2 separate regions of the Homo sapiens genome follow, and region 1 is linked to region 2. Evidence: chromatin loops called from intact Hi-C (ENCODE). Cell type or tissue: Caco-2. All regions are shown on one strand. Each heading gives the region's core, and the rest is flanking DNA. Links, peaks and the distances in the headings are about the cores only.

Region 1 (8,548 bases), core at 374-8,373, 380 kb before region 2:
CATAAGCACAAGAGCCACTCAAAATATGAGATTCAGAGAAGTCTTTGATGACCCAGGCACAGGTGGCATCTGTATTCTATACGATTGTCATTCCCATGCTGAATCCACTCATCTACAGTCTGAGGAACAAAGATGTGAAAAATGCTCTTCTGAGAGTCATACATAGAAAACTTTTTCCATGACAAATTTATGTATGTTACAATTAAAACAAAGGTGGATGGCTTCAGGAATTCAGTTATGCCAACAACTAGGAAAATAGTAGAGTAACCTCAAAAAGCGTAACACAAACTAAATGAGAACTTAGAGTCTTGAAGTTTGTGAATTGAATTATTATTTCATTTGTTTGTATGGACCACTAACTCACTGTATTTGGAGGTCAATTCGGCATATAAATTATTCAGACATAGACATGTACAAGGAAATAAGAGGCACCTGAACATGCATATACAAGCATGCCATCACACCGAAATATGTTTAAAATTATTACATTAAGAACATGCAATTTTTGTCATTCTGTGCCCAGCTTATATCACATAACTGGATTGTTTGTATTAGACTGCTGCAAAAGTAATTGTGGTTTTTTGTCATTAAAAAAAAAACAACAAAAACCGCAATTACTTTGCACCAACATAATAACTCAATGGATATGATTGAGGCCTAAATACCCTTTTCACAGGGGAGAAATGAATGAACCCAAAGCATAGACTGTTTATAAATGATTCTAGTAGGAAACTGAATGGAACCAGCAATTTAAGGGAAGGGACAGAACATTGTTGTGAACAAATGCCATCTATTATGCTGATAAAATCTCTTACATAATCTCTTGGAGATCCCTTCAGAAGAATAGATGAACCCTATGTGTGAGTATGGTGACAACTTTTAGTCTCTTCTCTTCTTCAGTGGTTAATCTTTCCTAGTTAATTAATGAGATACTAGAGAAGGCATTTAAGACAATTACTTTTCTTTTTATTGTTGTTTATTCATTTGCTTTATTTTTTAATTATTATTATACTTTAAGTTTTAGCGTACATGTGCACAATGTGCAGGTTAGTTACATATGTATACATGTTTCAGAAGATGTTTCCTCAGTCAGGTAAGAAAATTCCAGAGCATGTCCTTCCCTGTGCTTGCTGGGAGGGAAACAGAGAAGGTTAACAAGTCTTTGGCTCCAAGGCAGCTTCTAAGGCCTTGCAATTTCTTATTTCAAAGTGATCAGTATGCCAAAGCATCATTCTTTGCGATATCATTTTCTAAGCCCCAACCATGTGCACACCCAGGTCCATTCACATGAGCTATCTTCAGCCACTACCAAGACTGAAGACTGATATTCTCTTTACAGAAGTAGGTTTGTGACTATGGAGAGATGAGAATTCCTAATCAGTTGTCTTCTATTATTTAAATTCATATATGCGGCATACAGCTTTGTATATACTTAGTTCCATATTCTAGCCATTCTGAAAAAAAAGTCATTTGGGAAGAAATATATCTGTAAATCACTATGCCATATTTAATATATGAATGAGAAATGTTTGAGAAAGAATTCTAAAAATAGAATTTCTAACTAAACTGACGTTTGAATAAGATTATGTACAAAACTGCACCAAAGAAATATACAAATATGAGTAAGACAGACACTGTGGCCCTAATGAATTCATCACTGTGCTTCCACACACAAACGAAAACAAAAGAAAATATTTACTTATATACTTCGTATTGATACATTTGCTAGTTGTTATGAAGTGCACAAATAAGAAAAGGCAAACTTTTCTCTCAAAGAGCTTACAATCTTGCTGGAGAGTAATATTATAAGCACATACATTTTCTTTTAAAAGAGCCTCATCAAATTAATCTTCCATTCCTTTCAACATACATATGATAGCCCAACTCTGATAATTGTTCATTCATTCATAGACATGAAAGGCAGTACTGATAAAACTTTTTCGATGGTTACCTTCTAGCAACACCTGGGAGAGTTCGTTAAATCAGGTTTAAGTCTCTTTGCAAGAAAAGCACCATCTCTCCACCCCACACACACGAACACATACACACACATTTTCTTCCTTTAATACTGTAGATTTAACAATGTCTTTTTGTTTGATTTGGTGATGCAAGAATCTGTATAAATCCAAAATGATCTAGGGATTATGCCTCAGCTAGTGAGACATTCTATGAGAAATTAAACTCTGCTGTTTTTATTAGAAAAAAATGCCATAAACTGATCACTTTTCTATGTAAAAAAAATTGTGTTCATACATACATGATCAAGAACTTAACCGTTAGGGGCAAATGACTCCATATTATCAAGAGATTTCTCCATACTGCCTGGTGTCTGTTGTTCCATTAGTGTTTGCACTGAAATTACTTCAATCGTTTATTTTTCCCTGTGGCTAATATTGCTTTTTTATTTTTGTTTGTTTCTTTAGTTCCAGACTCTTTGCTTTCGGGTGATCAGCATTTTATATTTTTTGTAAAATTTAACTGTTCTTATCTCTTAATCTTCCAATTTCTTATTCTCAATTTACTAGTAGCTGAGAAAACAGTGTAAGTTTATATTGCCAATTTAATATTTTTTTTTACTTTTTAAGGTTTTTTTATTTTTAATTTTTGTGGGTACATAGTAGATGTCTATATTTATTGAGTACGTGAGATATTTTGAAACAGACATGCAATGTGAAATAAGCACATAATGGAGAATGGGTTATCCTTGTTATCAAGCATTTATCCATCGAGTTATTATGTTGGTGCAAAGTAATTGATGTTTTTGCTGTTTTCTTTTTTAATGACAAAAAACTACAATTACTTTTGCAACAATCTAATACAAACAATCCAGTTATGTGATATAAGCTGGGCACAGAATGACAAAAATTGCATGTTCTTAATGTAATAATTTTAAACATGTTTCAGTGTGATGGCATGCTTATATATGCATGTTCAGGTGCCTCTTATTTCCTTGTACATGTCTATGTCTGAATAATTTATATGCCGAATTGACCTCCAAATACAGTGAGTTAGTGGTCCATATAAACAAATGAAATAATAATTCAATTCACAAACTTCAAGACTCTAAGTTCTCATTTAGTTTGTGTTATGCTTTTTGAGGTTACTCTACTATTTTCCTAGTTGTTGGCATAACTGAATTCCTGAAGCCATCCACCTTTGTTTTAATTGTAACATACATAAATTTGTCATGGAAAAAGTTTTCTATGTATGACTCTCAGAAGAGCATTTTTCACATCTTTGTTCCTCAGACTGTAGATGAGTGGATTCAGCATGGGAATGACAATCGTATAGAATACAGATGCCACCTGCGCCTGGGTCAGCGATGATGTGTTATCAGGTTGCAAATAGGTGAAAATCAGAGACCCATAAAAGATAGTTACAGCCATGAGGTGGGATGCGCAGGTGGAGAAGGCCTTCTGCCTGCCTGCTGCTGACTGGATCCTCAGGATGGCTGAGATGATGATGATATAAGTGACTGTGATGATAAGGAGAGAGCTAAGAAGAGTGAATCCAGCTAAGACAAAGCTCACCATTTCTGTGCCGAATGTATCTACACAGGAGAGTGCTAAAAGAGCTGTGGTGTCACAAAAAAAATGATTGATGCTGGAATCACAGAACGCCAAACTGCTTATCACCCAGACAGATATCAGCGAGCTTGTGAAGCCTATCACATATGGCATTACTCCCAGCCAGTTGGACACTTTTTGGGACATGACTACTGAATACAGTAAGGGATTGCAGATTGCTATGTAGCGATTGTAGGCCATTGATCCCAGAAGGAAACACTCACAACACACCAATCCAACAAAAAAGTACATTTGAACAAAGCAGCCAACAAAGGAGATGGATCTCCGATTGGATTGGAAATTCACCAATGCCTTAGGTGTTACAGTAGAGGAGTAAAATATGTCAATAAATGCTAAATTGCTCAGGAAAAAGTACATAGGGGTGTGAAGCTGAGAATCCATTCTGATTAACGTGATCAGTCCCAGGTTTCCCAAAACAGTGAATAGATAAATGAAGAGAAACATCAAGAAAAGACTGACTTGTAATTCAGGGTGATTTGCAAATCCAGAGAGGATGAAGACGGTAACCTCAGTGAAATTGTTGCCAGCCATTTACATCAACTCAGGCCTTTGACTTACCTGCTGAATAACAATAAGGAAAGTTAGAGAAGGATTCAAATCTAAAGGCCCTATAATCAAATTTGACTTAGACTCCAATCATGAAAGTTTTACAAATGGAAAGTAAAATTTAATGACCTGAAGTTAGCTAGAGATTTACGGATAATTTTTATTTTTTATAAAACTGAAAACTTACAGACATTAATACAGAAAAAAACTCAAATTCACGATTGTGTAGACTAAAAAATACATGTCTGGAAAGATGTGTAGAAATTCCTCCTAAGATGTACCATTCTCTACCCCTGTCTGTCATTGGGTCTGGCAATTTATCTAATGAAATCAATTGTATCTAACAAATATAGCAAATTATCAAATGAAATTAATTGTATCTAATGAATATAGCAACTTATCTAATGAAATCAATCTGTATCTAATAAATATAGCAAGTTATCTAACAAAATGAATTGTATCTAATGAATAGAGCAGTTTATCTAATAAAAAATTCAGTGAGATAAGACCAAATGAGGGCCTTCATCTATAACATAGTTTAAATTCTTTCATGTATGTTTGTTCAAACAACATGATTGTTTCTAGATATATTGCATATATTAATCTATGACATCAGGTGCTAGCCAATTCATTGCTGAACAGCAGTTTTTAAGACAATGATATAAATAAATGTTAAAAACAGTAAAACAAACCTGATTTGTTACATTTAAAAATAAGAATTAAATTATAAGGTGGGCATGCTAGAAACTAAAGAACTTTATTGCCTAATTAACTTAACATAAATATATGACGAATAAATGCATTTGAAACTAGCCCGCCAAGCAAAGTTAAATAATCACCTTTGTTTAGACATTTAGCACTCTCCTTGAGTAACCAAATGGGACTTGATAATAATTATTATCAATAATAATAATATAACATATTATTCTTATTATATATCACATGTACTTAATCATTTAATGTGTTCCATGGTCACAGTGTTCCTATTTATCCATTCATTTACTTGACAAGCATTTATTCAATGAAGGCATTTTGTCTTGCCTGTCATGAAGGGCATTTTTCTTAAAGCCTAATGTAAGATGCAGACATTAAAAAAATAACAAGTTTCCCAATGTGAGAAACATGCAAACTATACTCACAGACAGACAGACACACAAATTTTAGGAAAAAGCAGATGAGAAAATTAGATGTACCTGGGATTCAGTCACCCAGAGGAAACATCCTATGTTTCAGCAATCTTTCACTTATTTTCAAGTTCATTATTTTTGCCTCATCTACAATGCTAAATATCAAATAACAAAAGTTGTTATTTAGTATAGAGCTCTATTTCCTGTATAATGGACCCTAAATGTTATGATGTTGATGAAAAAATGTTGATGGTTTTGATGATAGTATTAGGTACTGTATATATTACCTTTCATTGATAGGCTAGAAATAAGAGCCAAATTAACTTCTTGTTAACTTGTTTTTTGTGCACATTCTTGAGAATTAAAAATTTATATTTTTTGCTCAAGTCTGGATTCCTATTTAGAATTGTTTTTGTCTTAGTGTATTTCTAAAGCAATCCCATGACAAAAGATTTTCTTTTGAAAGCTCATGTGTTAAGCAGTATTCTTATACCTGCAACTTTTCCTCAAACTCACCTAATAAAAATGTTGTTCAATTAGCATCTTTGATCTCTTGAGATTCATATTTTAATCATACTCCAGGGTCTATTCTTAATTTGCCTAGGGTATATCTCTAATGGAAGCATTAGGAAATATATATTCCTCATTTTTGTGTTTTTCAGTTAAACGGCAGCAGACACATTGAAAAAATCAATTGATTTCGTTTTAAAAATCATGTTATTTTAATGTTATTGGTAGATATATAGACGTGAAACATGTATGAAACACTAAATTATTATGAAACTAAAGGAGACATATGATATTAGGGAATCTCAGATAGCATTTGTCTGTTTCCCAGATAACCCTCCCATGAAATGGAAGTAAGCTTTCCTACTCACTGATTTAATGCTGTTAACATGTGTTGAAATTATATTACCATCTATGTCAACAAACATGGATGTGTCTACTTTTAACTCAGGCATTCAATTATTTTTAATTGTGCTTAAAGGTATATACGTAGTATCATTGTCTGATAATAAGTATGCCATCTAGGAAAATGAACAAGAAACCTGCGGTACAAATCAAAGTCATGTTCTCCATTTAATGCTCAATTTATGAGTAAATACAATATTTCCCACAATTGTATTCACATTATCTCTTGTGTTTGTTGGTTTCAAAGCAGCTTCCTAGCCTACACTACTGTATAGATTCTGGTTTATTAGGTCTGATGTTGACCCATAAAATTAAATTTTTCAAAATGCCCCACATTACATGGCTTATACTTTGACAAATACTAGCTTGGAAGGATCTCACAGACTTGTCTAATGAAATTCTTCTTCTACTGTGATTGTTACAGTCTCTTATATCACTTATATTTTAAAAGGGCTTATTTTTTAATTGACAAATAATAGCTGTATATATTCTTGGGAGTACATAGTGATGTTTTAAAATACATAATATACAGTGATCAGATCATATATATCTATCATCTCAAACATTTATCATTTCTTTTTGTTGGGAATATTCAATATCCTCCTTCTTGCTATTTGAAACTACATAATACATTATTGTTAACTATAGTCATTGTACAGTAGTACAGAACAATAGAACACATTCTTCTTATTTAGCTGAAATTTTGTATCTTTTAACAAATCTCTCCCTAGTGTTACATAATGAAACACAACAGATTCCTTACAGGAAAAAAAATGTATATTTTTGTAGTGATAGAAACCATCTCTAATATTAGAGATTTTAAAAAAGGGAATCTATTATAGACGTGCCATATCACTTACTGATGCTCAATATTATCAGATATTAGGACAAAATAAATGGTATACAGTAGGCTCCCATTATCTGTGGTTTTACTTTCTGTTGTTTCAGTTACCATTGGTCAATCAGTCTGAAAATATTAAAAGGAAACCTTCAGGAATAGACAATTCATAGGTTTAAATGTGCTTTTCTGAGTATTGTTATAATGATTCCATTTTATAAGTAGTTATTGTTATTAATCTTTTACTGTGTCTAATTTAAAATTAATCTATATCTCAAGTATGTATGTACAGGAAAAAAAAACAGTATATATCGAGTTGGATACTATCTGCAATTTCAGGTATCCACTGGGGGTCGTAGGTTCTTTGAGGATAAGGAGAGACTACAGTAATTTCTTCCCCCACTAAGTGCGCAACTTGAGAAAATAAAACTTTGAAAGAATTGGGTTGTACACCTGCAATGTCAATGTTTCATCTACCCTCTTACTTATTTGTTCAACACAAATTGATTAAGCAGCCGTTGGATGACAGGCATTATGCTTTGTGTGAAACATGAAAATAATATTTCTCCTTTCACACTACCTAGTGTTAATTGCCTCTTTCAAGATTCAAATTTTGTCTCAGCTATTTAATGTTCTGATATTTGGTGAACTAATATGTATAGTGGTCACAAATACACAGTTGATATAGGGACTATTGTTGACCATATTACAAGATAAATAGACATTTAATAACTACTTGATCAATTGAATTTACATTTTTTCTATACATCTATTTTGGTTTCTGTCAATCAACTCTTTTTAACTTTTTTATTAAATAACTTTAGACCAACAGATTTTTTATAAACACTTCTTCTAGCTTTACTAATGTTAAAATTAATCACAGTGTGAATATTAATACTTAAGAAATTTATATTGATAAGATAATATTAGCTGAACTACAGATTTAATAATTTTACTAAATTTTCCACTAAAGTCCTGTTTTCCTCTTCCAGGATCCAATCCAGGATGCCATGTTGTGGTTATTGTCCTGCCTGCTTAGGCTATTGGAGTCTGTTCCTGTTCTATAGTCTTCCCTTTTCTTTCATGACTGTGATAGTTTTTTTAGTACGTCAAATATTTTATAGGATATTCTTCAATTGAACTTTGCCTGATGTTTTCTCCTAATTAAGTTGAGGTTTTCCATGATTGAAAAGAGTTCCAGAGAGGCAATCTGTAAACAATCCTCCATTTTATCACAGGGCATATGATGCTGATAGGTGATATGGCTAGTGATATTAAATTTGATCACTTAAAGTAGTGTGTGCCAGACTTTTTTACTGTAGAATTACAATTCTTTCTTTGTACTTATTAAATATTTATTTGGGAAAAGGTAACTTAGACTATGTAAATATTTCATTACTACTTTTTACCATTTATCAATATGTTTGTTGCTTGTAGCAATTATTACTGTGGTATTTTGGTAGAAATTTGTTATTTCCCTTATTCTTTTAATATATTGAAATTATTCATAAAGGTAGAGTTATTACTTCTCCCCTATA
Region 2 (8,548 bases), core at 336-8,335:
ACTGAAATCCAGATCTTGAAGAGATATCTACACTACTGTGTTCACTCCAGCATTATTCACAATACTCAAAATATGGAAACAATCTAAAAGCCCATTGACAGACGAATGGACACAAAAAATCTGGTATATACATAAAATGGAATATTATTCAGCTTTAAAAAGAAGCGAATCCTGCTATATGTGATAACAGAAATTAACCTAGAGGGCCTTATGCTAAATTAGATAAATGAGCAACAGAAGTACTAATATGTTATTGATAATGACAGGAGGCAGAGAAATTCTAGGCAGACAAGGGCAGGTCTTTGGCAAAACCCCACCTTCAAGCTAAACAGCCTGAAACCCGTGGCCCTAAGTGAGAACTTCCATCCCTATGTGTCTGCTCTCCCCTGATTGGTTCTTTCTGAATAACGTCTTTTTACCAGTTGAATGTTGTCTTTTCCAAAACTACCTATGGCTCACCCCACCCCCATCCTGTGCCTGTAAGACCCCAGACCCAGCTAGCAGAGAAGAAAAGTGGCTGAACCTCAGGAAGAAGTGGCTGGATGTCAGAGAGAGGTGACTTTGACTTCAAAGACAGTGGCTGGATGAAGCAACTTGACTTTGGAAAAGAAAGTCAGAAAGGTGGATTGACTTCAGGGGAGAGCAACCTTCCCTTCCCATCCCCTTTCCAGCTCCTCCCTCTCCACTGAGAGCAGCTTTCATCATTCAATAAAATTCTCCACATTCACCATCTTTCAATTCGTCCACATGACCTCATTCGTCTTGGGCACCAGACAAAAATTCAGGATGCACCAGATGTGGATACCTAAAAGGTTTGTCACCCTGGCCCTTTGCCCTTACTGGTGGAAGGCAATTTCCTCATGTGATGAGGCAAAGGGCCCGTTGAGCTGGTAACACATGGCTGTCTGCAGAAAGCACAGCTAAGGAAGCATTTTAACACACCCTCTGGGGCCTGGGGGTCACGGGCACGGCCCCTGGACACTGCCCTGCGGCTCACATGGAGTTTGCTCCTGCTGGCACCAAAGCAGCTGGTTCTGCACTTGCCCACTCCAGTTCCTGTACTGGTTCACTCTCAGGCTCCCTTCAGCAAGGGGTTGAGCAGGGCAGACTGAGTAAACAAGGCACCCCCGTTGCAAGACCTGTGAAAGAGTCAAGAAAATGTCCTACACTATTATGATTCTACTTATATGAAGTATCTAAAAGAGCCAAACTCATAGGAGCAGAGAGTAGAAAGGTGTTTACCAGGGTCTAGGGGGAGGAGGAAATTGGGAGCTGTTGCTCAAGGGGTACGCATTTTCAGTTATGCAACATGAATAAGTTCTACAGATCTGTTATACAACGTAGTGTACAACGTATTTTAAATGATCTGCTAGTTTATGATGAAATAATATGGAAAAAACTCATAATTATTTTTGTTTAACTCTAACTGAAATTTAGTGTGTTTTTAATTATGAAGGTAGACCACAAACCACAGTACTGTTAGCAATACTCTAACCATAGAAATCACAGATATATTTTTATTATTTATATATTATAACCTACCTAAAAATATTACTATGATCATCCTTATTCCAAATTATAATAGTTAATGTGCATGTATGTAGATATTATCTAATATGAATAATAAAGCACAAATATTATACAAGTCCATAAAGTTAATATTTTTAATATTTGGTAATTTTATAGAAATATAATATGTTTGATTTACATTTATATCCATTTTATTTTTAAATGTTTTTCTAAAGAAGATCTCATATGCTTCACCAGACTATGAAAGGTGTTTCTAAGGCCAAAAAGCTATTACAGAAACTTAATAAATTTTGTGACATCTGTGAGGAACTGATACAACTTGCAGCAAAGATAGAGATATAGAGAACATAAAAAAAGCTAGAGAGAACACTTCAAAATATATATCTAAAAGTTTTGGAAAGCGATATTTTAGTAGATGATGTGACCACAGGGAATGAAAACTTTTGAAAACTAGTATTTGTGCCTTTTAAAAAAATTCATTATTTTGAAACTTCAAGCAATCATAGTGATATTTAATTTACATTCCCTTGAAAACATATATTGTTGGAATATTTTTGTGAGATTATTATCCATCTATATATTTTTACAAAGTAATTGCACATTAGTCTATTTTAATTTAATTTTCTTATTATTTGTTATATATATATATTTAGTAATTGACAACTCTATATATTGTTAATATACACTCCCAGTCTACAGGTAATTACTTCTAATCTATGGGTTGTCTCTTCTTTTTATAATGATCTAATTTGATGATAGGCAGTTTTTAATTATTGACAGTCTCATTTGTCGATTTTCATATAGATAATCACCTGTTCTTTATTCCAGAGGCCTTAGTGTTTCAGCTGTTATGGTTAATTAATTTGATAATAAATATCGAATTAATTTTCTATGGAGAGAGGTAGGAAATGAGGTTATTTTCCCCCATTCAATTATCCAGTTTTTTTCAGATATGTTTTCAAAGATCAATTGATTATATGTTTCTTGGATTATATCTGGATTCTATTTTATTTATTCTATTATAGTCTCAATTTGTCTGTCTTTATACCTAAACCATACTGGTTTGTTTCCTTTTGTTTTACAGTAAACCTTCAATTCCTCCAATCATTCTCTTTTAAAAATATTTTTGGATATTTCACTTACTTTGCATTTCTATATACATTATTACACAAATCCAGAATATCTGTTTTTCAAAACACACTCTAAAGAGGGTGAAAGATAAGCCACATATTCAAAGAAATATTTCAAATCACACATTTGAGGAGAAAAAAGAGTTGTATCTACAATATATAAATAATTATCAAGCCCCAATAATAAGAAAAGAATTGCAATTAAAAATAGGCAGAGTATTTGAACATAGACTTTATCAAAAAAATACAAATAACCAATAATCACATGAAAATATATTCAACTTAATTACTTATCAGATGAATGCAAACACAAATCCAATAAGATACCATTACATACTTGTAAGAATTTCTAAGATTGAAAATAATGACCATATAGTTATTTGTCCAAGATGGGGAACAATCAGAAGTATCATACCCAGCTAGGAGGATTTTAAATGGTACAGCCACTTTAAAGATCATTTGGAAGCTTCTTAAGAAATTAAATGTACACCTACCATATGACTCGGCTATCTTTCCTAGGTACTTGTAAAAGGAAATAAAAGTGCTGTATGTGCCTTTACAAAGATTCCGACAGAAATGTTCACAGCCATCTTACTGTAATAAACCCGTTTTCTTCAAAGTTATTGTTTTGTTTTCTCCTACAATATAGAAAGCTAATTATAGTTTACAAATTATAATTTACCTAATATCTATCTTTTTTTTTTCAAATAGGATTTTAAATCCAAGGACCTTTAGAATGTGCCAAGTATAGTTCATTTTATACTGTTTTCACATTCTCTAAATGCATTTTTCTTTTTTCTTAAAATGTTTTTGTTAACATACACAAAACCTATTAATGTACTTGACTGGAACATTTACTTAAGTGTATATGTCCTCTGTTTGATGAACAATTAGAAGTTAAATAAGTTATGCAATACTATAGTTATATAATATGATTTGTTAAAAAATATTTTTATGTATTGCTAAACAATCAGATAAATGGATTAGGTTAAATAGTTTTATAATAAACTTTATAACAAAGGAAATTGCCATTTTTATTTGAACATGAGAGTCAGGAATACAGGAACCATGATATATGGAAATTTACCAAGACTTTGTCTTTCCTCTTAAACATTAACTATCAACAGCAAGTGACAATCAACAAAAACAGTCATTTAGTTAAGTCGATTAAATTTCTCATCAATTTACAGAAGACTTTTGTCAAACTAGGACAAAAATTTATCTGGAATAAGAAGGATAATTTCCCATTAACTAAAATTTCCCAACAATTTAGATATATAGAAATAGTAGGCAGAATCCTTCATTCCTCTGTGTATCTACATTATTTGCCACGTAACTTTTCAATTCTACAATAAGAGGCAGATATCCTTCCTCAGTCATTAACTTTGAGCCCAGCAATGTGATTCTCTTTGCCTAAAATAATGCTAAAAAACATGAGGCGAATGGAAGCTTGAACTAGCTTTTGTTGTACATTTCCCCTTGTGACTCACCCATCAACACTGGAAGAAAATACTCCAGCTAGCCCAATGGTTCAGAGGACCATAGATACAGAGGCAGAGCTACTCAATCGTTATGTAGGTCTATGAGTTCCCGTTAGACCCGTTAGACTAGATAATATTAACCAAGATGCACCAGCTGATACTATCAGGACTGCCAAATCAATTGACAAAAAATTAATAATTACCTAATGTTATGTATCACTGACATTTATGGTATTCTGTTATGGATCAAATTTATAACTTATATGAAAATCAAGATTGTAGTGAATGACAAATTCAGATTTCAAAATGTCTATTTCTAAAATATGTGGCTATTTTCATTTTTTGATATATTGTGTACAATGATCAAATAAAATTTTATGTTAACCAATACAATTTTACCAAACCATATTCTGGACTTTGTGGGCAGACTTACGCCTTATACACATTTATAATATACCAATGTGCCCTATGTGGAATTAAATAAATATTACTTTTAAACTTAGTGTCTGAGTGCTGAACATGTCTTAGTTTACTGTATTGCATTTGCTATATCTTCCTTCATGGTAAGCTATAATTTTTCAGAACAAATCTACAAGCCCATTCTCCAACAACTGAAAAAGAACAGAAGGTTAACTGAGCAACAATAGGGTAATGTATATTAACTCAGAAATCTTTACATGACAAATTCTGAGTTTAATGATAAGTTAAATCATTAGAGATTAAATTACTGTGTTACTTGTTAGCTAATCTACTAGAATTTGAACAGATGTCAAATAACCAGTTAAGTAGGGGTTACATTAAGTACATGCACTGCTTTACTGTTTGAAAAAGGGATTTGGATTGTTAGCAATTCTACAACTTTTGGGCAGTTCTGCACAATATTCTTCAATAGGAATAAGTACGACTTCTAGATTTTATAATATGAGACATAATAATTTGGTAATGAGTAACCTCCTAACTGTCTCTTTTACATCTTTGTTCCTGAGGCTATAGATCAAGGGGTTCAGCATGGGAATGACCACTGTGTAAAAGACAGAGGCCACCTTGACCATGAGCCACGAACTTTTGGAGTTAGGAACACAGTAGAGGAAAAGGATAGTCCCATGGAAAATGGTAATGGCCGTCAAGTGGGAGGCAGACGTGGAGAACGCTTTCTTGCGCCCCCCAGTGGAAGGCGTCTTCATGACAGTGATAAAAATGAAAGCATAGGAAGCAGGCTGCTTATTTCATTGAATGTGGCAGAAACTAAAGTGATCTCCTGGCTCACACAGGGGTCAGAGCAAGACACAGCAACAATGGCAGCGTGCTCACAGACAAAGTTATTAATGATATTATTTCCTCTGAAGGATAATTCCAGTAGAAACTAGGTAAGTGTCAGGGAACAGACTATCCCCCAACAGTATGATGTAGCCACTAACAAGGAGCAAAGCCTCTGGTACATTGCAACTGTGTAGAGAAGAGGGTTACACACCGCCACATATCGGTCATAGGCCATCACTGCCAGCATGAATGTTTCTGTTACTACAAATATGCAGACAAAGAATAACTGCATGGTGCATCCTGTGAAGGAGATAGTTCTATCTTCCACAACCAAGTTCTCCAGCAGTTTGGGTGTAATTGTGGTGGAATAACAGAAATCAACAAAGGACAAGTGGCTGAGGAAAAAGCACATGGGGGTGTGGAGTTTGGGGCTGATCCTGATGACTATGATCATGCCCAGATTCCCCAGCACAGTGACTGTGTAGATGGTCAGGAACACCAGGAACAGGGGCGTCTGAAGGTCTGGATATTCTGAGAAGCCCAAGAGGATGAAGGTGACTTCAGAAGTCTGATTTTCTTGGTCCCTGGGACAAAATAGGGAAGTTGATTCAGAGATTCAAGAAGAAATATTTGGACAAGGCCAAGTAAAATGAGGAAATGTTGAGAGGTTTAGTGATTATTTATAAAAAGACTTATGGATATGCTTAGTTTCAACAATTACATTGTTTCAAAAGCTAGAATTTGCTAATATCACAATTATACAGTGCATATAAAATGTATGTCAATGTAATAATAAAATATGGGAACTGAGAGAGGAAGAACAAAAGTGCCGTTGGCTCTGGTATATTTTAAACCATCCGGTTCAGTAGCCTCAGACGCAACTGGCTTCACGAGAAGGGCCAGTCTACCTTTTGCATGAGTCAGAGTTTAGTGAAAACGCTTATCTTGGAGGAAGATAAGCATTTCCATTTTATTTCATTTCAATACAATGCTTATTTTGAGTTTCGGTAATTTTTTCACTTCTTCACCTATTAAATGATGAGAACTTGGAACTCTAAAAAGGAAATTAATGATGGAGTAAAATGATCATTACATTTTTGTAACAGTTGTTTCTATAGCTATTTCTGAATTTCCCTTTCCAATGACCTCCCTACATTTAATCACACATTTATCTCCACATATTTCAGATCCTTCCTGTATAATGTGAATGATGCACTTGATCAGCCACATTTATATAATTATTGAAAAAATCTGTTTCCTTTTCTTGATATATTATAATATCAGATATTTAGAATGATTTGGTTTGGGAGCAAACAATAATAATACATCCAGATCATTTTTATTATTCTGAAGTACTTTCTGCCACAACATTCTCAGGTGGTCAAAATTCAGTTCTCCAAATCTTCAAAGATGAGACATCACTTCCTGAAGAATTACAATGGTTTTTATTTGGTTAGGACATTTTTGTTTTGTTTTGTTTGCATTGAATTGCTTACAATAGAGACACAGATAATCTTTCTTATATCCTATACTTTTAGTTTCTTCATCTTTTCCAATAATTTTATCTCAACTTGACTCATTCATCATGGTCATAGTAGTTATGTCATTATCAGTAACTATAAGCCCTGAAAAATATCAATATTATGCAACATCTGTAATATAATATATATTTTACTCATGTTTTCTTCTTTGCCATTTCAACAAATTGTTGTTCTACAATAAAATAATATTAATGAGGGCAAATATGGAAGGCTAGGACATAGTAGATTCTCAACAATCTTGATTGAATAAATGAATGTATATGTGAGTGAATAAATCTAGCCACATATTATACATGTATTGGGGTAAAAGTTTATAATAATACTAAAGAAGCTGGACTTGCCTATTAAATCAGGACCACATTGTAAACTCACAATGCACTGAGGCACACCTGGAGTCCTACAGAACAAGTAGCTATAGTGAAACCCCATGGGACCTAAGCATCTTGAATTAGAATAAAACAAGGAGAGTTAGAAGGGAAAATGAGGTATTGGATTTTTAAAAAATGTTCTGAGTTCATTCAAAATAACTCAATTACTGTTTTGTGCCAGTTTAATCCAGAACCATGTCATGACTGCTTACCGAAAGCTAAAATAGCAGTAGGCATAGAAAGAACACCATTCCACACAGCATTCTGTAAAAATTCTATGCTTTATCATTAGGTGAAATTAAGCACTCTATAGTTTACACTGAGTTGTTACAATGTTTAGTCTCCAAGAGAATATACTGCACGCACTTATATTTTGCAGAAAACATAAGTGCATGCAGTGTATATATATATATATATATATATATATATATATGATTATATATAGAGAAAATTATATAGGTTTTATATAGGTTAGGGTTAGGGTTACATATAAAAGTATTTTATGTACAACTTACATATCCATGCAGTTTCTTTCTTTAATTGCTCCTTTAAATTCACTTCATTTGACACCTGTGATTTGACCGTCTACATTTGTTGTTATTTTCTAAACTTATGTTTTAGTTTGACACAAAACTCATTGAGTGCAAATTTCCTAACTGAACATACTTTTTCAAGCATTTTCCAATATCTGTATTCTTTCCTAAGGATGTTCTAACAAACTCTGAGCAGACTGGGCCTGAAAAGAAAATCATTTCCATCAAAGATATGTATTTTATAATATATATTCGACTTATTGTTACCCAAACATCTTTTCTATGTGTGGCACTTTTGAACCCACTTCCTACACTCTTATTTCTTGACTGAAAGACTTGGGGCCAAAGTTCACAATCTCCCATTTAGCCCCAGGAAGTGTCACCCTTTTTGAGCTGAATGAGGGCTCAAGGTGCCGTGCACAGGCTTTCCCTCTTTTGTAGTGACACCCAGCATGGCTATCCGATTGTGCATTTGCTATGCACTCAGCACTGTAATAGGCATTTTAGAAACTGTAAAATTATAAAATATTGGCCTTGACCTCAAAACTGTTTTTCTAAGAATTATTCCGAGGCATAATGCATGTAATTGCAAATTATACAACATAGCATACAATTCTTATTACTTATTAAAACTAAAGTTTGTGCCCATAAAAAGAAGAAGAATATTGTGATAAAAAGAATACAGGCAAATTAATAATAATAAAT

What was found. Hi-C counts contacts between places; a loop is a spot of excess contacts. Peaks named below come from ENCODE experiments on the same cell type or tissue, not always from the same donor. Only the 100,000 strongest peaks of a DNase experiment are listed, where the experiment ranks them.
Region 1: it touches region 2 in a loop (6-fold over the local background); 2 of 110 quality-filtered maps call a loop at or near these places.

The regions. Positions count from the first base shown.
Region 1 is chr11:56,088,878-56,097,425 of GRCh38, reverse strand. OR8I2 (olfactory receptor family 8 subfamily I member 2) reads right to left here and starts at 4,118. Exons shown (of 1, transcript NM_001003750.1): 1 at 3,186-4,118. The coding sequence starts at 4,118. The coding sequence ends at 3,186. It also overlaps the pseudogene OR8I4P. In Caco-2, for the core only: no CTCF peak of the experiment used is centred there; no DNase peak of the experiment used is centred there.
Region 2 is chr11:55,712,235-55,720,782 of GRCh38, reverse strand. It overlaps the pseudogene OR5D2P. Among named protein-coding and RNA genes, the nearest start is that of OR5D3, 7.3 kb to the left of the region's middle. In Caco-2, for the core only: a CTCF peak has its summit at 5,296 (motif pointing left); a DNase peak (open chromatin) is centred at 5,300.